3 separate regions of the Homo sapiens genome follow, and all the other regions are linked to region 3. A link is an interaction called in ENCODE POLR2A ChIA-PET data of the cell type or tissue named here. Cell type or tissue: GM12878. All regions are shown on one strand. Each heading gives the region's core, and the rest is flanking DNA. Links, peaks and the distances in the headings are about the cores only.

Region 1 (4,000 bases), core at 1-4,000, 58 kb before region 3:
GCACATGCCTGTAGTCCCAGCTAGTTTGGAGGCTGAGACAGGAGAATCGCTTGAACCCAGGAGGCAGAGGCTGCAGAGACCCGAGATCACGCCACTGCACTCTAGCCTGGGTGACAGAGTAAGAGACTCCATCTCAAAAAAAAAAAAAGTTTCAAAATCTTTCTTGGCTTAGAACAGCCTAAACTCCATCTCCCACCTTTTTTCTAAGGTGATCTGTTTAGGGTAACTACTCCTGAGGTCTTGTGAGATTGTGAACAATCAAAGACGTTGTAAGACTGTAACCTTTGTATCTCATTTTAATTAGTTAACCCAATTTTTACCACTCTTAATAGGAAAGGGTAGGAATGTCTTACAAGGAAAGGAATAGGTGCACATGTTTTAGGAGGAAAAATCCATTAACCTAGTTAAGCTGTTAACGAATGTAGCTAGTTCTCAAACATGCCAGTTAATGGAGGTTTTCATATGGCTATGCTGATATTATATTACCATTTTGCAATCTTAGACAAATATAGGGTAACCAACGTGTCCTATTTGCCTGAGACTTTCCCAGTTTTAGCACCAAAAATCTTGTGCCCCAAATAAACCCTTTGGTTCTGAGCAAAGAGGATACCTGGTCACTCTAGCCAAATGAGAGCTTAATTCCTTGCTTCTCAAATTGTGGTCCTCCACAGCAGCACAGGCATCACCTGAGAGCTTGTTAGAGGTGCAGAATCTCAGATCCAAACCCCAGACCTACTGAACTTAAATCTGCATTTTTAACAAGACCCTCAAATGACTCATAGGCTTATAAGCATTTGAGAAACACTGCTTTGACTCAATTGGAAAATTCAGAATGCTTCTCAGCAAAATTAAGCGAGTGACCTTTTTGTCTTCCCTTTACTGGATTTTGTCCACCCACACACCCTCGGTTCTGAGTACCCCAGAAATCTCACATTGTCCCCTTAGCTGTCCTTGGTCTCTTACGGTAATCTGCTAATAGGGCCTGCCCCCCTTGAAATGTTTCCTTTTCTCACTCTTGGATTTTCTTCTTTATCTTTCTATCCAAATTCACCTGACCTGAGTCTACTTCTCTCTCGGTAGTCCATTAGAGGACTACGTACCTAATGTAATTAACTAATACAGGCTAATATATTTGTGGTGCCACCCCCCACCCCCCACCCCAGGAAACACATTTTCATTTTAACAGGGATCTTTTAGGAGGAAAATGGAGAAACTAGCAGGAATGGCTATGATGATGAGAATTTCAGGAGTCAATGCAGGTGAAAATCGTGGAAGAGGTAGGCTTCTTAGTACCCCTCAAATCACATCACCATATAATAATTTATTCTATCCAAGAGCAGAGAAAACACTGAGTGAAGTTTAAGATAGTTCCATGTAACTTTGGCTTACTCCCCACAACTTTAGGTGTGATCTGGATGTCACAAGTAAAGATTCATAGCTAATGATTAAAACAAAGAACAGTAAGGAATTCACTACGGATCTGCTGAAGTTATCTATTATCAAGGTTAATCATTATGTTTTATTAAGTAAGAAGTTTGGTTTTCACTAGAGGCTCAAGTCCCAGGGGAAAAAGAAATATGTTCAAATTTCAACTGTGAGAAAATGGCTCAGGGATATAATTTCTCAAAAAGGGCTCTGGCTCCTTCAGTATCCTCTGTTATACTGTAATTAAAGTGAAACCCCCTTTGCAAAATTATGACTGAGACAGTGAAAGAGATCTAACTTAACTGACTCCATCTTGCTTCTAACCTCCAAGCTATCTTTGTTCACTCCTGGGTGTAGGCTGAACTAACTTTGGTAGAAACTTAGTTTATAGTTTATAGTTTAAACAAAGATGGTAACAGCCCTTTCCCAAAGCAGACCTCCTTCTTGCCTGGGGAGTAGATTGCCTTTGTAGGACTAACATTAGCCACAAGATTAGAAATTATGGTTTAGGAGTCATAAAGCTGGATGCTATGAGATTCTGACCCTCCCTAAACTGCTCCTAAGATCAGTGCTTGAGCTATTTTGCAGCCCCTGCACTTGATGGATCAGCTGGCACCACCCAGATCAATAAACTGACTCATCTGATCTTGTGGCCCCCCAACCCAGTGCAAGAAGACAGCTTCAACTCCCTATGGTATCATCCCTGACCAATCAGCACTCCCAGCTCACTGGCTTCCCCCGACCCACCTAGTTATCCTTAAAAACTCTGCTCCCCAGATGCTTGGAGAGACTGATTTGAGTAATGATAAAACTCCGGTCTCCCGCACAGCCAGTTGTGCGTAAATTACTCTCTCTATTGCAATTCCCCTGTCTTGATGAATTGGCTCTATCTACGCAGCAGGCGAGGTAAACCTCTTGGGTGGTTACAAAAGCAAGGGTCCTTTCTTTCCGAGACCAGAAATGCTTGCCTTCCACAGTAGGTACATAAACAGGGCTTTGATTCATAAATTAGTTTTTTTCCTTGTGGCAGGAATTAATTATGCATCCAATTCTCTAACTTTTTTTTTTTTTTAAGACAGAGTCTCTACCAGTAGGGAAATGCTCACCCTCCTCTGTAGTCTACTTTTTTTTTTTTTGAAACAGTCTTTGCTCTGTCACCAAGGCTGGAGTGCAGTGGCACCATCTCTGCTCACTGCAACCTCCGCCTCCCAGGTTCAAGTGATTCTCCTGCCTCAGCCTCCTGAGTAGCCAACACGTCCCTGGCTAATTTTTGTATTTTTAGTAGAGATGGGGTTTCACCATGTTGGGCAGGCTGGTCTCAAACTCCTGAGCTCAAGCCATCCACCCACCTTGGCCTCCCAAAGTGCTGAGCCACCGCACCTGGCCCAATTCTCTAACATCTAATTTTTCAGGACTGACTGCTAGATTAGAGCTTCAAATATGCAATAAGTAAATTATCACTTTGAAAATATTAGAATATAATAGTAAGATAGCCATAGTAATAGACGTTCACATACTACCTGAAAAAGATTTATGCCTCCATTGTTCTTTTTTTTTTTTTTTTTTTGAGATGGAGTCTTGCTATGTCACCCAGGCTGGAGTGCAGTGGTGCAATCTCAGCTCATTGCAACCTCCGCCTCCCAGGTTCAAGCGATTCTCTGCCTCAGCCTCCAGAGTAGCTGGGATTACAGGAATGCGCCACCACATCTGGCTAGTTTTTGTATTTTTAGTAGGGACGGAGTTTCGCTATGTTGGCCAGGCTGGTCTTGAACTCATGACCTCAAGTGATCCGCCTGCCTTGGCCTCCCAAAGTGCTGAGATTACAGGCATAAGCCACCATACCCAGCCCCGTTACCTTTTCAGCATACTTTCACAGGCATATATTGCTGGGTCAAGTGCAGTTAGTAGCAAGGCTACATCAAATCAAAGATGCCCCTTGGTGATTGAGAGGCTCTTTAGGTCATTATAGTGCCCCAGGATGATTGTCATGAACTTGGATTGTCAAAGAACAAGAAATGCACATTAACAGATATTTCCAGGACATCTTTAGAAACCAGTTAGAGTTTATTGTACAACTAGAGACTTAACTCCAAGAAATGAAGTGAGATACATCCCTCTTTGGTAAAATTTTCACCTAAATCAATAGCCATGTGTCTTTAAGGGCATTAAGAATCTGCCGGCCTAGAGTAAAATCAGAAAATCCCACCAACCTTTGACTGATAACGTCACTTCAGCCAGGTGTTCCCGCTTGAAAGCGTCTTTTTCATACTTCAGAACAACACACTCGTATGTGCCCTCGTCAGATGGGCGCAGAGCCAGGATCACAATGGAGAGGTTATTAGTGATATCAAAGATGGTCCGGTTCTTGTACTCGGGCCATATATTCATGTCCCCAGACATCATAGTCAGCACCATTTTCTTCTCCTTTTGCCAGTAGATGCGAGTTTGTGCCAGCTCTTCAACAGAAACATTGTGACCACAGGACAGCGTTGCCACTTCTTTCACTTCCTTGGTCACGTGGATAACACCTATGGAGAGGCAAACAGAACAAGATTGTATATTTATTAAATACAGA
Region 2 (7,838 bases), core at 1,989-5,988, 64 kb after region 3:
ATAGTAAACAAATAATAATACATTGCCCAGATCATCATCCCACCCACTCCGGTGCTTCCAAATTATAATTCCCACCTATTAAACACCCATGAAGTGCCAAACCTAGATTAGGCATTTTATACACTTATAAGTTAGTTGTGACAACAATCCTTCAAAATAAATATTATTCTCCTTCTAGATCTGGAAGAAACTGAGGCTCAGAGAGGTAACAAGCTCCCACAGATGGTCTAAGTGGCAGAGCCAGGATTTGAACCCAAGTCTGTCAAACTTAATACTCTGTCCCAAGGGGTTTGCCAGTAAGTGGAAGTACAGTACTAGATCCATGACTCCCAACTCCACACTTCTATGAAGTCTGACAATTTTCAAGGAACTTCTGGTTGAACCTAGGAATCTACTTTGGGCTGCCAAGAGATAAAGCTGGAGTATGCAAACATTAGGCTAAGAAATGTTAGTTGGGCACAGTGGCTTACGCCTATAATCGCAGCACTTTGGGAGGCTGAGGCGGGTGGATCACCTGAGTGAGGCTGGAGTTCGAGACCAGCCTGGCCAACATGGTGGAAACCCTGTCTCTACTAAAAGTATAAAAATTAGCTGGGCGTGGTGGCGGGCACCTGTAGTCTCAGCTACTGGGGAGGCTGAGGCACAAGAATCTCTTGAACCTGGGAGTCAGAGGCTGTGGTGAGCCAAAATTGTGCCACTGCATTCTAGCCTGGGTGACAGAGCAAGATTCTGTCAAAAAAAAAAAAAAAAGGAAGGAGAAGAAAGAAGGAAAGAAGGAAGGAAGGAAGGAAGGAAGGAAGGAAAGAAAGAAAGAAAGAAAGAAAGAAAGAAAGAAAGAAAGAAAGAAAGAAAGAAAGAAAGAAAGAAAGAAAGAAAAAGAAATGTGACTCTCTGGATTCCAAATGACTCCTTGATTCTTCCTCCCTGCTGCTGGGTTAGCACTTACTCCCATTACTCCTATCGCCCCTGAAGTACAGGCGGGGTGCTCAGTAACCTCCCAGAACTAATCAAGGACTCAATTCATAAGGACTTTTACTATACTGCTATAACTTGATGAAAATTTATGAGAAATTCAAAATTGTCAAATATGGTGAGAAGGAGATGTTTTCACTCAACAAATATTTATTGAGTGCCTTTTATGAGCTAAGCCCTTGGGCATCAAAGATCCTCAAGAGAAACTTTCACCCTGTTAGGGTAAAGAGACCTCAAAAAACAAAGGCAGTTCAGTATGTGAAGCACAACAACCAAGTTAACTTTGAAGGATGGTGGCAGCCTAGAAGGAAGGGTGGCATCAGGGAGGGAAGATGCAAAGAAGGGCTGGCCTCTAATTTGAGGTTTAGGGGTTGAATTCACCAGGCAGGTAGAGGGAGAATAGCATTTCTAGTGGGGAGAACAGCATTTCTAGTGGTGAGAACAGCAGAAGCACGGGCACAGAGGCATGAAAATGCATGGCATGTTGAAGGAAGCCAGTTTTTTCTTAACCTCATTAAAATCATCTGACCAACAAATATATACCTTATTTCCTCCTTTCTAAGTTAAGAGGAAAAAAATCAGTAAAGAGCTAGAGTATTTGGAGAAGAAATGTCACTGAGGTCACTCCATGGACATGATTTGGACCCCTGACATCATTTTAACAGTGGGGTTTGGGGATTTCCATATACTGTTTTTACATCACTTGCCTGCCTCCCAAACAACCCCCCTACTTTAACAAGCAGCAGCTGCTCATCCTTCTATCACAGACATGCAGCCCCTGAGCTTCCAGAGTAGCTGTCCCTGCCAGCTGTAAGCAGGGAAGTCAGAAGCATAGAAATGAAGAAGCAACCAAAGCTCTGCCCAAGATACAATTTCAAAGCAGCTCATCTTTCTTAGGAGACCTGCCAAATAGGTTGGCCCTGACCCATTAAAGAGACAGGCAGACCCATTAACTCTATGGTTCACTTGTCCTGCTGTCCAGACTGCACTCAGCCTGCTTTCCTGTCAATCCACATATGTGCTATCTCAGCAGAGGGGACTAACATTTATCAAGCAGCTATTGTTTTATGTTATCTTACTATACCTATTTTTTGTTTTAATAGAAGCAGCAGGCTCAGAGAGGCTAAGGAACTTGCCCAAGGTCACAAAGCTAGTCAGTATGTGAATAAGGATTAAAGCCTAGGTCAGTGTGTCTCTGAATTGTATATTCTCTACAGTATATTAATAACATCCTACCAGGTACTTTTGGGAGTTTACATGTGTGCATATACAAGCTCATCTATTGCTGCTGGAAATTTGAGTACATTGCCAGGGTGGCATACGTGTCAGAGAATCATGGGTGCATGTAATAGTGACATTACACTGCAGTAATAGTGGCCTGCAGTAATAGTGACATTGATGCCCACAGGATAGGACCTGTGATCAGAACACAACAATGAAAAGTTGTGTCTTGTGTAAGTCCAGATTTGATAGAAAAGGAAAGAAAAAATGTATTGTCTGTCAAAATGGTATGTTCTTATAAGGAAATACACAAACATGAAGGCAGAACACAATAAAAAACAACTGGGAAAGAAAAAAGGAAAGAAACATAAGTTTTCTCATTTGTTGAGCTGATTCAATTCAATAGGCATTTATTCAGGACAGACTATGTGTTCCAAGAACAGGGGATATAAAGATGAATAAGACAATTATCACTTCAAGAAACTTTCAGTCTATCCCGGATACTGACTCAGAAACTGTAATCCAATAAAATAAGTGTACTTAGGATTCAAAGAAAAAACACTTATGAGGGAGCAAATAATTCAATCCATAGGGACTTTTACTATACTGCTATAACCTAACTAAAATTCATGAGGTTGGGGGCGTGATGGCTTATGTCTATAATCCTAGTATTCTGGGAGGCTGAGATGGGAGGATCACTTGTGCCCAGGAGTTTGAGACCAGCCTAGGCAACATAGTGAGACCACTGTCTCTTAAAAAAATATTTTTTTCCACGAGAAAACATCACAGGGAAGGTGACTTTTAATCTGGTCTAAAAAGATGAGTAGGTTTTCCCCAGCTAGAGGAGGGCATTCCAGGAAGAAAGAACAGATTGTAAAGTCAGTCCCAGAAGTAAAACAAAATACGTGGCATATTCTGGTAACAGAGAACAGCTTGTTGTAGGTGAATCAAAAGGAGCAGCAGACAAGAGGCAGGCGAGGCAGGCGGGGGCCATCTTATGAAGTCACCAGAGTCAACAAGTGTGGTCATGAACTCAGCCTGGTCTTCAAACTGTTTGTTACTTGTCCATGCTGGTTCATGCTGGGGTAAGGACAGAAATTGTGACTTTAGACATTTTTTATAGCAATTTCACAGAGAAACTATGGCCTTTGAACTAACAAAAATTCTGGGTTTGTATAGCATATTTTTAAATCTATATGGGTTTATTTCATTTTCCTAGTGTTGGGTCTGTGATGAATTGAGGGGAAAAAAGCTGGTTCTTCACCACATACAGTTTGAGAAACACTGAGCTTGGGGTTAACACTTTCCTAGTATAGATACTAAAATAGAACAGAGGCATAATTTTATGCTCTGGACACATAGTGTCAAGTTGAACTTAAGCAGACACTATTGGTTGTCTTCCATAGCCATTTCCCCTTTTTCTTCAGTTTATGCAAATCTAATTTTGCTTGGGTAATATGTTAAGGAAGGTGGGCTTTTCCCCAAGTTGCCAGAGCCTGAACTAAGATTGGTTGAAGCCAAGCACAATATCTCATTCCCCTTGATAGCGACTGGCACAAAAGTAGACCTGTGAGCAATGAGATGTAAGAGGAAGTACGTGGGGGAGCTTCTGGGAAAAAGTATACTCCCTGGTAGATAGCAGGCCTACCTTTCATCCAGGCTTGAATAGTTGCGTGACGATGTAATGCTTGAAGTTACCATAGTCATGAGATAGGATATGCCTAAGGATGAGAAGGGTAAAGAGCAGAAAAATAGAACAAGCCTAGGTTTTTTTGTTTGCTTGCTTTTTTAAGACAGGGCCTTGCTCTGTCAGCCAGGCTGGAATGCAGCGGCACAATCACGGCTCACTGCAGCCTCAGTCCTCTGGGTTCAAGCGATCTTCTCACCCCAGCCTCCCAAGTAACTGAACTACAGGCATGTACCACCATGCCGAGCTAATGTTTTTATTTTCTGTAGAGACAGGTTCTCACTATGTTGCCCAGGCCAGTCTTGAACTCCAGGATTCAAGCAATCCTCTGGCCTCAGTCTCCCAAAGTGCTGGGATTACAGGCATGAGCCACCACACCCAGCCAAGACTAAGTTCTTGAAAGCACCACTGAGCCACTATCTCAAACCAGGAGCTTTTAATTTCCAAACTTCCTAACAGGGAGGTAAATTACTTTTCTGTATTGCTTGTGTCAGTGTAGTTGGGTATTCTACTGCTTCCAGTTGAAAGCATCCTAATTCAGATCTCACTAAGGACAACTCTTCAGGGAACAGTTCTCTGAACATCTGCTAATTGTCACATTCTATAAAAACTGAACATCAGAATTATTTTGCTCTACCAATAATTTTCTTTCTAAAGTTTGAGCAAACTATGAGAGGAATTCCTCCATAAACTCAATTTGACTGTTCAGGGTGACCTGTTAGGTGAACAAGATGGTGTAGTGGAAATCTGGTTGTCTATTCAATATCCATTTACCTCTTCCTCAATTGTGACGGAATTTGTTTTGTCCAGATATCAAACCTGCACATGGATCTAAGCAGGGGTGGGATGAAGGGGGCGGATCTTGTGTAAGCCAATCAGCATAAGGTATTCTGTTGATAACTATTACTGGTCCATAAAAATACATATAACCTAATTTGGCTCAATCAGACCTTTAAAAAGGGGACTAAGAGTCCATGCCCAGGGAATGGTTTCTCTCTCTTCCGCTGGACTTTAACAAGCAAGCACATGACGGGCTTCATCAGTCCTGGACGAGAAAGCTGAGATGAAAATAACTTGAGTCTTGGATGAAATCAGTGACCCTATGATATCATCACATCTAGAGCTGACTCTAACTGGACTTCCAGCTATGTGAGTTTTCCTTATGAGGATTTTCTATTACTTGCTATCAAAAGCACCATAATTGACATAGATGGAATATCTAGCAGTTTTTAATACCTAAAGAAATAAACGCTGGGCATAATCACACATGCACTGTTTAGGAAAGCATCTTGGAATATCCACCATACCACTGAGCATTCAACTTTATATTTCTACGGTTTATATACATATATCCACTAGACTATAAGCTCTTTGAGGGTAGAGTCTATGTCTTACTACTCTTTACTACTCTGTATAGTTGGCATATAGTATGTCCTCAGTAAGTGATGAATCAAATAGCCTCTCATCTTGAAAAACGTGTCTGATTCACACATGAATTATCAACACTAGGGCTGTTCCCTGCAAATAATAGACCTTCACTAAGTATGCATTAAGTGAATTTATAACTACAAATACATGATGTTTATACTGGATAACTAGTACACCAAAGAACACCGGGCTTCAACTTACCTCGCAGGTTACCAGCTATTGGATCAGGGTGATTTCCTTATCCTCTCCAAGCACCTATACTCACCTGTAAAATAAGGACCATGGTTTTTCCATCACATCATAGGTCATATTAGACCTATGAAAGACATAGTATTCCCAAGATAGGCCTTACTTAAGGATATGATCCTGTTTTCATCAACCTTCAAGTCAAACATTTCAAGGTTAGACAAACGGGGGACTAGAGAGAATAGTGTGAATATATCCGTATTGAGTTGTCATTATTGTGAAGAGCAAGGGCTTAGCAAAGAGGTGCATTAGAATGTGGTTGTTACCCACTAGGAGGCCAAGTTCTTCACTTTTCAAGTGACTGTGGTGATATCTCTTTTCATTATTACCGAAATGCTGTACCTCATCTTTGGGAAGACTTAAGCACTAGGAAAGGGTGGGCAGAGGGTCTTGTGAGATGTACTTTTAAGTGTTGCAGAGGCCAAAAAGGGTGCTTTCAGTTCCCTTACAAATCAGGCAAGCATACCAAACTGGCAAAAGTTTAAAAAAATTGTGTTGCTCAGAGATTAATCAGTGCTCTCAGACACTAAGGTGTAAATGGATATATTTTTTCTAGAGATCACTTGGGGGCAGTCCTCACTCAAAGCCTTGAAAACACGCATGGCCTCTGGCCCATCCTTAGCTGAAGTGATTAGTAAAGGACACTTGTAAAGACTTTCCATAAGGAGACTTCTATTGCAGTGTTATCAGAGTAGCCAAAAAAAAAAAAAGAAAGTAAAAGGTGTACACACACACACACACACACACACACACACACACACACACAGAGAGAGAGAGACAGAGGTGAGAATGTCATCGAAGAGAGGTCCTATTGTAGACTGATGGGATTTCAGATTTCTTCCTTATTATGTTTCCATTAAACCAACCAACAAAATAAAACAAACAAAAATTCGGAATTTAGGTTATCTGACATATATCCTGTTCCAGACTGAGACCCAATTCCTAGAACGGCATCTGACATACAGAAGGCACTCTATATGAAGTATTTGTTTAATGAATGAATGTCCAAATGCGCAAAAAGAAAAAATAGGGTATTGGTTAAATTATGGTTAAGTCACAGATGAATTTATACATAGTCAATACAAATGACACCACAGACCTATACTCACTGATGGTAAAATACCTTAGGGGCAAAACATGATAATGTTATAACCTCATTAAAAATATGTAGCATAGAAAAAAAATTTTATTTTGTTTTAAAAAATGTATAAAGGCATAGGAAAAGTCTAGACTAGTATATATCAGAAATTAACAATGGGTGATAAGGTTATCGATTTTTTTGTTTTCTTTTTTGCAGTTCCAGGACATATTCAAGCAGAGTTTGGATAACCACCTGCCAAAGATCTGTATTGGGTGGGAAGTTGGTTCATACCTGTCTTAATTGTCCAAGATTCTATTCTTCACCTAGATTATCTCTGTAAATCATGAAGTGCTTACTAAAAGTATTATATCCAAATGAATATTCAAGTAAAAATATAAACAATAAAATAATAGAGAATGCTAATAACAGTGCTAAATACTGTGTATACATCATTTTTAATTAGTACTGACAATCTCGTAAGTTAGGTATTACTTCTATACCTTTTTTTTTTTTTCAGCTGAGAAAAACAGACCCAAAGAAGCTATGCCTTGCTTGAGGTCACATAGCCAGCTATTGAACCTAAGTCTGTCATACATCAAAGCCATGCTCTTAATGAATTAGGAAAGAATCTTAAGGAATCATCTGATTCAGCTCCTTATTTTATAAAGGAGGGACTTTTCCCATCACACAATGATACATGAACATTATACATCCTCTTAATTATGTTCTCAGTATCTTTTGTTCTTGAGATTTTAGACTCAATGTACTTACAAGCAGAATATGATCATACTTCATTAGCCCATCAGCAGCTACGAGGATGACAAGGTTGCTATACTAAGGAAATCACACTCTGTTCAACTCCAGGCATCACCATGGCATAGCACTGAGCTGTTTGATTAGTGACATTTAATACCAATTCAGTCTCTAGCCTAATTAATTTCTAATTAATTCTAATTTCTAATTAGTTTCTAATTAATAAGAGACAACTGTCTACCCTGTAGGCACGAAACTTAAGATCCTAGTCTATTTTAAAATGTAACTACCCATGTACAGATTCATAATGCCAAACAGTTGAGATCTTCTAAGCCAAATTACCCTAATCTGGTCCAAAATCTAAACTAACTTTTCCAAAAGACAGCTAGTAAAGAATAACAATAATGGTTTAAATAATAAGACTAAAGGCTTGTTCTTACCTTTAAGAAA
Region 3 (10,778 bases), core at 3,032-7,031:
ATATTCTAGAAACTGTGCTGCAGCCTGAGACTCTTCCTATGTAATCCTCTCTTTCCTGCCCATTCTCTTTCACAGGTATCAGATGTTCACCACCATCTAAAGGCGCTTCCTGGCTTCTCTAGTACCTCTTATTCTTTACAGGTGTTAGCTCGATAAATCTCTTGCATATCTTGTCTTACCTTGGCATCTTCTTCTCCGAGGACCTGAACTCATACACTTGGCTTGGTCTCTAATATCAAGACAGCTTTCAGTAGTGACCTCTGCTGTGCACTACTTATTGCCACACCCCTTCCTGGTTGCAGCAGCACTTGAGCAGTGAGATCATGTGCACAAGGGGATGTAAGGGCTAGCCCCTCCAAAATAATTGTATCCTGCGTTCAGCCATGATGACATGGTCCCAGAGCCTCTTCAGGAGTTGTTGCTGTAGAGTATCGTTGCTCAGAGCATGGATTCTGGGGCTGGCTCATCCCGCTTTAAATCCCAGCTCTGCATGACCTCAGGCAAATGACTTAAATTCTCTGTGCCCTACCAGCTGTGTAAAACACAAATGTTTGTATTTAATACAAATTACTTCTATCACAGAGAAGTAATTTGTACTTATCTGTGCTTACTAACTGTGTAATTGTCACAGTTAAGTAATTTGTATACAATTATAATACAAATAAGTAATTTGTTGTACAAATTACTTAACTTCTCTGTGATAATACTCACCTCAGAGAGTTATTGTTTGGAAAAGATGATCCTGGCCCTGCCAGTGGGCTGTCTACCTCACAGCAATGTGTTATGATTTAGGGAGTGGGGGGCAAGTGCCCTGCCCTCTGCCTCTGCCCCATTGACTTGCCTAGAAATAGCTCTTTGTGGTTTCTGCCACTCTTTGGGGTGGAGAGGCCATATGGTGCTGGAACCATCTTGGTTCCAGGCCCGGCTCTGCCACTTCCACCAACGGGATCTCTACAGGTCATTTTCTTTTTCTAATATGCAGTTTCTTTGTGAATTCAGGAAGTTGAACATCTCCAAAGTTGGACTTGACTCCTAGCCCCAAGATTCTACAAAATGATAGTACTCTCCAGAGGAAACTTTTTCTTCCCTTCTTCCCTTTAAATGGACACTTAATATATAGTATTATCTCAGTCTTGTGCTAGGCACTGGGTATTCAAAAATGAAAAGAGAAAGCCTTTGCTCTCAAGTCACTCAGAATCTTCTAGGGAGACACACATGTCCACAGATAATTCCAACACAATGAGGGGTTTCTGGCCACCCAGAGATGCAGGACTTCTGCCTTGGTTATTACTAACATCCTATCACGGGAAGTGGGAGAGGTGCAGGAAATAGTTTCCTGATCATGTTTGGCTCAAAGAGGGACAGTGTGTTTCAATGCACTCTGGTTAACAAAAAAGAAAGTGTATTTATTTTCATTGAGAAGAAGAAACCGAAAACTCTGGCATTTAAATAAATAAAGAAGAATTTATTTTTCCTTTTCAGGTCATGAGGCTAGTTAATGATTAGTGAAATCCACGTGGGTGTTTTCTGAGAGGCTGGGTTATATGATCTCTTTGGCTTTAGGGAATTACTCCATACCAGCTCTGAGATTTCCAGCTCAGCGATGCCCCCAGGTCCCTGGGAGAGCTGCTTCTGGGTGGGGGGCCTCATTTTGTGGCTCAGCGTTGGAAGTTCAGGTAAGCCAGGGCTCAGGCCTTGGGAGGAACTTATTTCAGTCAGTGATCATATTTCTCCAACTACTTATGCAGTACTAACTTTTGGAAGATCCCCTAAAAGCCTTTTGCCTCTTCTGAGGTGAATTTAAAACAGTAGGGGAAAAAAACCCCTTTTATCATAATCGGAATGATGGTAAACAGGTCACAAAACCTGAACTTTCCCTGGTTATCCGACTCATTTTTCTAAAGCCCACATAAAAAAACCCTTTCTCACCTTGCACAAGCCAGGACCAACTGTAAGAAAATAAAATTTGGTTAATTCTAAGATATTCATTTTTCACCCCATAAATATCCACCATTCCAAGATATATTTAATTTTAAAATTTAGGTTTTCCAAACTAATAATGATTTTGTCACTGAGATTGTTAGATGTCCTTTCTAATCCAGCAACCTAACTCAAGTGGTTTGTCATCCTGGCTGGGTGATGGGAACTAGTCCCTGCTAACCTCAGATGCCCCTGGGAAAACTTCCCTCAGATGCCAATTTGCATTTACCTTTCCCCCAGTAAAGAACTGACCCACTGATCCCTCTTGCCTAACAGAAAATTAACCTGCTCTACTTTGGGTTCTCAGAAGTTCTCAGAAGACTCCTTCTCACTATGGTGAGGTCACCCTTAGAAAAATCCCCTCCCTCTACTCACAATAGCAGGCTGCTTTTCTGTCTTCTCCGCTGGACATTTAATTCTCATTCCCTGGCTCTAGAATATGTCATTGCTTCTGCCTGGGGTTGCTCACATCACCTTTGGATTGATTTCTGTTCTTTGCATCTTTCAAGGGGGCTTCTGTATTCCTATCTCCCTTGTACTCATTCTTTTTCTGCTCAGCACCCCTCCCTGCTACAAAGTTCCACTGGGTGACTGCATGCTCTCCTTGCACTCATGGGTGGTTTTTCAGAGGTGCTGTTGAGCTCTGTATGTGCTTTCTCCTACCTCAATTAGTTGTCCCTAAAAGGTGAGGATTTGAGGCTTCTGTCTCTTTTAGCATAGTTAGTGCTGTGCTCTGTATAGAGCAGATGTCCAGTGAATATTGCAGACATTGATGCTTAGAGGAGGCAATGGGCTGAGCTGATGGGGAATAGGCTCTGTCTGGGTCGGGCTAACCCAGACTGGAATCCTGGCTCTGTTTCTTTGTAGCTATGTGACCTTGAGGAAGTGGCTTTCTTTACCTGTAGCTAGAGATGATCCTTACCAGATAGGAATGCTGTAAGGACTGAATGGGATCATCTGTGCACAGGGCCTGACTTTTGCAGTTGCTTATTCCTTTGTGATTTTATTATTAGCAAATTGTTGTCTAGGCTGATGGAAGTGGAGGGAACAGGGCTGTCATGAGCCACCTTGGAGAGAAGGTGGGAGGTATCACCTAGGAGAGCTGTGGGTCCCGTTCTGAGAAGTGGGCTTGGCAGGCCCACTTTGTCCCTGCTCAGGAGCCCCAGGCCTCCTTAGGGGCTGGAAGGCATTTGCTAGTTGTCCTGATTTGAAGGTTGAGGAGTGGGAGGACTATAGCAAATTGGCATCAAACTCTTTTTGGAAGCTCATCTGTCGGTAAGCCTGGGGCCTCTGTCACACAGATAAGAGAAGCTCAGAAATTCTGAACCAGATAGCAGGGTTAGGGTCAGCGCAGAAGCTGATCAGGTTCCAGCCACATATGTGGGAATCATTCTAGATGCTCTGGGCAGGAAGTGGGCTTATAATAACATGTTAGCAGGGCCTGGGTATTTCCTTGCCTGGTCTTCTTGCCTTTGTTTGTCTCTGGTGTCTTTCTTTTCACACTTACCCAGTGAGGCATTCTCTATTTCCCATCCGCTTCTCTTCCTTTCCCACCTTAACTGAGTGTTTCACTGTCAACAGCAACAATATTTATTAAGTTAATGTTCCTTATTCTTACTTTTAGTAGTGCTGTCTCAGAAATTAAGTGAGTTGATGGATAGGCAGAGATAGAAGTGTGTGTGCGTGTGTGTGTGTGTGTGGCTGGGAGGGATAGAAATATGCCAAAGGGAAAAGGAAAAAGGATGTAATTGACTTCAGACAGCCTAGATGAAGTAGGTGGACAGAAAGAAGATGCCGGATGCAGAGAGCTCAAGGTAAAGGAAAGGAAGAGCTCAAATGATCGGGAGGGAGGAGGTTCAGGAGGTATCCAGGTGCCTGCTGTCACACAAGGGCAGTAGCTGACCCACATGGGCCTCTTGGAAGTTCAGCCTCCACTCACTTTCCTGGCTGTGTACCCACACAATCTTTCATGACAACCCCAGTCACACCTAGTTTTTCCTTGGACTGTGGAGCTTTAGATTGTTGAGCTCCTTGATCAACCTGGCCCTTGAGCTTCCAGGCTGGCTCAGGCGTCCTCTCCTCCAGGTGGATGCACAAGTCTTCCTCCATCTGGGGTAGGTGGTCTTTCTTTGTGTTCTCTCAGTACCTATGTTTCCTGGTCACAGATCTTACATCCCTATTTGCTGTGGGGCCTGCTTATTTTCCCTTTCTCCGCTAGACTTTGAGCTCCCAAAGGGCAGTTATGGCTGGCGTCTTCTTCATCCTTGAATCCCCAGAGCCTCACCCAGGCCCAGGCACACAGGACACATTCAATAAGCCAAAAGCCTTGGTAACTGAGAAGAAAGAAATTGAGCGGGCTGCAGTCCTCATCTCTACTTCCTGACGTTAGGCAGATTGATTAAATGACACTCATCCTGAAACAATTCAGCCAAAGAAGGGTTCCAGAGGGTGGCCCATTTCAGAGACACTCCTGGCTGCTGATGCCTCAATCCACAGGTCATCTGATAGCACAGCTCTGTCTGTGGGGAGCCCAGGGCTCAAGGGGGTGGCAGGAAGTTCAGTGGCCCATAGTGCTGAGCTGGTGGCAGAAGCAGCCTGTGACACCAGCCTCTGTAAGGCCAGCCTGGGCCTGAAGGTGGTGCTGCACCCTGCATGCGTGGCAGAGCCACCCTCAAGTCAGCTATTGGGAGGGGGCCTCCGCCCTCCTCCCCTCCTGCAGTGTCTTCCCGAGGAGCCTGGAGGAGGGTGCCTGCTTCCCGACACATGCACCGATGGCTCCTCTGTCATCTCCACATTTGATAACAAAGTGTCTGATGTGGTTTTGTGCCAACTCTGTCACTGCCAGAACACCCTTCCCTTCTTGGTCCAGGCCACAGAATCAAAACTGTTTTAGCAAAATAACACTTCTACGAAACAAAAGCCCATGGGGGATACCGATCTACAGAACACACCTGAGACAGGTGCAGGTGGGAGTGCAGAGTAGCACATTTCCAGCATTTGCAGATCACAGAGGCCACCCATGGGAACCATGAGCAGCCCAGGCGGGTGAAGGGAGCTCTGTCATATATGCCTGAGAGTCACTTTCCATTATGGAAACATGGGTGTTACCAGGCCTTACTCACCCTTCTCTAACACTTCTTCAGTGTCAAAGACTCAAGAATAGAAAACTATAGGCTATTTTCAGACTCAGACAAGCCAGTATTTCATTCTGCACCCCTCATTTCTATTGTTTATAAATCTCTGGTCAGCCTGGCCAGATACTCATGTGTCACTGTTCTTTGGTTGGAGTGGTGGCTAGGTAGAGGCAGTATCTGAATATGCTTCCCTATTTATCAGCTTCAAATACTGGCAATTTTCTTCTCTCCCTTTTCAAACTTTATAACTTTTATCCCATTGCATTGTCTTGTTTCAGTGGTTAGGACTAGGTCCTCTAGCACAATATTTAATAGAAGCAGTGATAGCAGACATTTCTTATCTGTTCCCTGTTCTAAATGGAATACTTCTAATATTTCCCAGTAAATCTAATCCTTACTGTAGGCTTTTAGGAGATATCCTTTCTTATGTTAAAGAGGGTTGAATTTTGTCAAGTGTTCTTTTTTTCTGCTCATCCGTTGAGATGAGCATATGGTTTTTCTTCTTTAGTTTGTTCATACGTGAATTATATTAATACTTTTTTTAATGTTAAAACAGCCTTTAATTCTTTGCAAAGAATTGGCCCAGCAAACCTTGCTGGGCCATGATGTACTTTGTGGTCTTGTTATCCTGGATGGATTTAGATTTGCTGATATTTTATCTTAGATTTCTGTTTATGTTTATAAATGAAAGTAGCCTTTAGTTTTTCCTTCTCCCCTGTCCTTTGCACTTTTGGTACTTCGGATATTCTCATAGAATGAACTGGAATCCTGTCTCCCATTTTCTATTCCTGGAACAGCATGTGTAAGCTAGGGATCAATAGAATTCCTCTGTGAAACTCTCAGGCCTCTTAGACTTTTCTGAGGGATAGTTTTGAAACTAGTGTTTCAATTCCTTTATGCTATAGTTTTACATTTGATTTTCTGTTTTTCCTTTCTTGACTAAGTTTTGGTAAGTTACGTTTTTCTAGGAAATGATCCATTTTCTAGCAAAATATCAGTATTTTCAGTTTTGGGGTGGATATAAACTTTTTTATGGTGTAAGGAAATCTACTGTCTGTATTTATATACCTTTTTTATTCCTGATATTGTTTACTTTTAACTTCCCTTTGTTCTGTTACTCTGTCTTATCAAAAGTACATCTAGCTCATTATTCTTTTCAAAGAGCCAGTTTTGGGTACTGGCTCTTTGTGTGTGACAGGTACTATTTTAGGCAGTAGAGTGAACAAAATGGATTTTAAAAATCCCTGCTTTGTTCAAAAGTACATTCTAATGTGGACTGACCACTAATAGAAAATAAGTATAATAACTTGGCAAATTCCATAGTAGATTAGAAGGTGATGATTGCTAACAAATAAATAGACCAGGGTAAGGATGATTGAGAGAAATGAAGTGAGGAACACAAGCAGGTTACAACTGAAATAGGATGTGAGAGTAGACAAGAGAGCACTTGACAAGCAAAGACTTGAAGGAGGGGAAGGAACTGCCATGTAGATACATAAGGGAAATGCATTCCAGGCAGAAGGAACAGCCGGGCAAAGACCCTCAGGCAGGAAGCCATCTAGAGTGAGGAAGGGCAAGGAGAACTACTGGCTGCAATAGTGAGTGATTGTAGCATAAGGCAAAGGACTCTTGGAGTGGGGTGGATTAGCTCAGTTAGGGCCTTACAGTCCATTGTTAGGACTTCAGGTTTCAATCTGAGAGAAAAGGCTTGGAGACTTTTGCACAGAGATGTAACATGACTTGACTGACTTAAAAAAAAAAATCGTGACTGCTGTGTTGCAAATAGACTGAAGGGGCCAAAAGAGAGGGCAAGAAATGCAGTTGCAGGCTATGGCAGTGGCTGTGAGAGATGATGGTGGCTTAGGCCAAGGTGGTGAGAAGGGTTAGATTCTGAATATTTCATTCTGATGGTCAAGCCAACAGAACTTACCAATTGTATGTGGGATGTGAGAGATAGGAAAGAGTCAAAGATATCCCAGGCAACTTTGCAAAGCCTGAGAAATTGTAATGACTAAGTTGCTACCAATGTTGCTCATATTTCCTTATTTTCTATTTCTTCAATTTCAACTATTACCTTTATATTTCTTTCCCTATATTTTATTTGGAATTACTGTGGTATTCTTTTCTGAGTTAAAATATTAGCTTATCTAATCTAAGTCTTTCCCTTCTCCCCTCCCCCACCAACATTTGCATGTAAGTTACACATTTTTCCCTATTAAAAGGTAAACTTAGGCACATTAAAATTTTAAATAGTTTATTTGAACAAACAGTGATTTATGGTTTGGGCTGCTTCACACTGCAAGTGGCTCAGGGCTCCACCAAAGGGATGTGAAGAATAAATTTTATAAGGTGCCTATGAATGAAGCAAGGCAAAGAAAATATTTGATTGATTAAAGTGGAGCAGTACCTTAAGGTCCCTAGTCAGAGGTTAGTTGGAAGCTTCTGAGTGGTAAAGCTTAAGCCTCAGTTTCCTAGGACACAGCTCTTCACTATGAGTTGGGGTGTGGTGAGCTTCTGTAGGAACTCAACCACTAGAGCTTCCTCAGTCTAATGGCTTCCCAAAGAATTATTTTAACAACCCAAGTGCTGTTTTAGCCACTCTTTGCAAGTTTTGATATGTGCTGGTTTTATTGTCGTTTAGTTTTTAATATTCTGTACTTTTCATTGTGATTATTCTTTAACCCATACATTCCTTAAAAGGTTAAAAGGGTGTTTTTCTGTTGGTAGGAGTGTAAATTAGTATAGCCACTATGGAGAATACGATGGAGGCTCCTCAGAAAACTAAAGATAGAACTTCCATATGATCCAGCAATTCCACTACTGGGTATATATCCAAAAGAAAGGAAAGGAAGTCAGTATATCAAAGAGATATCTGCACTCTCACGTTTATTTCAGCACTGTTCACAATAGCCAAGATATAGAACCAACCTAAGAGCCCATCAACTAATGAATGAATAAAAAAAAAGAAGATGTGGTATACATACACAAAGGAATACTATTCAGCCTTTAAAAAGAAGGAAATCCTGCCATTTGCAGCAACATGGATGGAACTGGAGGCCATTATGTTAAGTGAAATAAGCCAAGCACAGGAAGACAAATATCACATTTTCACACATATGTAGGAGCTAAAAAAGTGGATTCATGATGATAGAGAGTAGTAGATTGTGGCTCTCAGAGGCTGAGAAGGGGGAAGGAGTTGGGAATGAAGGGGAGAAAAGAATATACATGTATTTATTACCACTGAACTGTACACTTAAAAAAGGTAAAGATGATAATTTATATTCTTTTACCTGAATATAAAAAATTTTTAAAAATCTTGAACAAGCTTCAGCAATATGTGTCCATGAGGAATTGTGCCAAGGAGTTTCTCTTTGTAATGGGCTGGTAAAAATACCACAGGCACATGGGATGGGCTTGTCCTATTGTAAAAAAATGGAGGGGGTGTTTTTACATGTCCAAATGTATATTAAAATAATTTTTGTTATTGATTTCTAGTTTTATTACATTTTATTTAGATGATATTGATTCTTTGGTGATTATTTGGGCCTGCTTTGTGACATATTATGCTCATTTAAAAGGACTCAAACTCTCTGATGGATGCAGGCTGCCCTATATGAACAATAGAGCAGAGTGACTCATTAATGTGGTTTGCATCTCATGCTGAAACACAGTCTTTTCATCTTTTCTTTAAAGAGCCAAATGCTGGGGGAGGCTGATAAAATGATGGAGTCAGGCATTAGCTCTCTCATGTGCTGTGGGAGTTCAAGCCACAGGCTGAAGAGCTTAGGGCCGGCACTCTCAGAGTGGGCTTCATCCCAGGAGCCTCCAAACCTGCCTGCTTGGTCTGCCTCTGCAAGGGGATTGAGGACAAAGTCTGGGGCTCAGAAGCAGTGATGGGGAAACCTCTAGTCTACCACAGCGATGCTCCAGAAGGCCTCATGGCTTGAGGTATTCTCCACAGGTGGGGTTCCCACAATTCACTCATAGCACCATATCCCAGAGCATCCCAGATCCACACTCCTGTTGTATATGAGCTCCCAGTTACCTCTGATAGAAGATAATCACTCCAGAAATCTAAAGTTACTGTCTTCCTCAACAAAGGGGCTCACACAAACCGAAGTCTGCAATCTGGATGTCTCCTCTGAACCTCTGATTCTGTGAATCACTTTGTCTGGTGGCAGCAATGCTGTGTGGGACTGTGTTCTGCGGGTCAGCATGTACCCTGCTGCTCCTGCCAGTCTCCCTTTGGGATGCATGGAAGTCAGGGACCACACCTCTGCATCACAGAAGTGGGGATCGGGGTGTGATGCTGGGTGCTGAAAATGGGCCAGATTTTCAGCTCCCTGGGAAGCAGGAGTTTCATGTTGCCTTTTCTGTTCAGTGTTTTTTAAAGGCCTGCAGTTACCTTTGCCAGAGAATTTCCATTGTAAAGGTATCTATTGCAAGGTGCTGTGAAGTAGGTGAGACTTGTCAAGGCTCTTCTCTGTCATCTATCTAGGCTATGGGCTGGGCACTGGAAGGCTATGGCAGGGCTCTTGACTGCTCATAAGGACAAGAAGTGATTAGGTGGGGCTAAAGAGTTGAAAATCCTTCCAGGAGGGAGTGTTCAGACTAGACTGAGGCTAGTCCGCAGGGCAACTGTTCATTTGGCTGCCCAGGGTTCTATTTAGAATTCTCTACTAGTTTGCTAGGGATACCATAAGGAAGTGCCATGGACTGGGTGGCTAGAACAATGGAAATGTATTGCCTCACAATTCTGGAGGCTGGAAGTCTGAGATCAAGATGTTGGCAGTGTTAGTTCCTTCAGGGCAATGAGCAAAGGATCTGTTCCAGGACACTGTCCTTGGCTTGTAGATGGCCACTGTCTCCCTATGTCTTTACAACATCCTCCCTCTGTCTGTGTCCAAATTTCCTCTTTATATAAAGATAATAGTCATATTGATTTAGACCCACTCTGTTGGCCTCTTTTTAACCTTTGTGAAGACCCCATCTCCAAATACAGTCACATTCTGAAGTATTGGGGGTTAAGATTTCAACATATGAATTTTGGGGGATGAGACTCAGTTCAGCCCGGAACAACAGCCATTTCACCATGGCCTTTAATCTCATCTAGTTGAGCAATATTCCTTCTCTGCTATTTTGTCCTTAGGCATGAAAAATATTCACACAGCTTCATTACAGAAGTGATGAAGGCTGTAATAAATGAGTGATTATTGCACTAGCTGATGTATAATAAACCCCATGCCTGCAGGCCCCTGTTTCTTGCTTCCTTCCAAGGTCATCTTTCTTCCTTCTAAGAACAGATGACCTCACCTTGGATGTTGCTTGTTTTGTTTTGTTTTCCTCCAGGGGATGCACCTCCTACCCCACAGCCAAAGTGCGCTGACTTCCAGAGCGCCAACCTTTTTGAAGGCACCGATCTCAAAGTCCAGTTTCTCCTCTTTGTCCCTTCGAATCCTAGCTGTGGGCAGCTAGTAGAAGGAAGCAGTGACCTCCAAAACTCTGGGTTCAATGCCACTCTGGGAACCAAACTAATTATCCATGGATTCAGGTGGGAGTTAAATAACCAACAGGACTTCTCAACTAAGAATGATCAAGTAACCATAATACCATAAGAAGTTAGTGGGCAACAAGGGGAGGAATGAATTTACCAATGGCCACATG

What was found. ChIA-PET counts read pairs that join two places held together with the same protein. Peaks named below come from ENCODE experiments on the same cell type or tissue, not always from the same donor. Only the 100,000 strongest peaks of a DNase experiment are listed, where the experiment ranks them.
Region 1: POLR2A ChIA-PET joins it to region 3 with 8 read pairs; 3 of 35 experiments call an interaction of 5 or more read pairs at or near these places.
Region 2: POLR2A ChIA-PET joins it to region 3 with 9 read pairs; 4 of 35 experiments call an interaction of 5 or more read pairs at or near these places.

Annotation. Positions count from the first base shown.
Region 1 is chr3:119,540,915-119,544,914 of GRCh38, forward strand. It overlaps CD80 (CD80 molecule), which reads right to left. Exons shown (of 7, transcript NM_005191.4): 3 at 3,636-3,953. Among named protein-coding and RNA genes, the nearest start is that of CD80, 17 kb to the right of the region's middle. In GM12878, for the core only: no CTCF peak of the experiment used is centred there; no DNase peak of the experiment used is centred there; H3K4me3 peaks cover 766 bases; H3K27ac peaks cover 1,437 bases.
Region 2 is chr3:119,661,410-119,669,247 of GRCh38, forward strand. It overlaps LOC105374063 (a long non-coding RNA gene), which reads left to right and starts at 4,861. Exons shown (of 2, transcript XR_924390.3): 1 at 4,861-5,029; 2 at 6,852-7,838. It also overlaps a transcript of COX17 not described here. RefSeq lists an enhancer at 1,435-1,484. In GM12878, for the core only: no CTCF peak of the experiment used is centred there; a DNase peak (open chromatin) is centred at 3,661; H3K27ac peaks cover 1,750 bases.
Region 3 is chr3:119,596,311-119,607,088 of GRCh38, forward strand. It overlaps PLA1A (phospholipase A1 member A), which reads left to right and starts at 1,575. Exons shown (of 11, transcript NM_015900.4): 1 at 1,575-1,676; 2 at 10,464-10,665. The coding sequence starts at 1,604. RefSeq lists enhancers at 2,254-2,443, 4,272-4,411, 4,592-5,091. In GM12878, for the core only: a CTCF peak has its summit at 4,616 (motif pointing right); a DNase peak (open chromatin) is centred at 4,571; H3K4me3 peaks cover 1,342 bases; H3K27ac peaks cover 3,948 bases.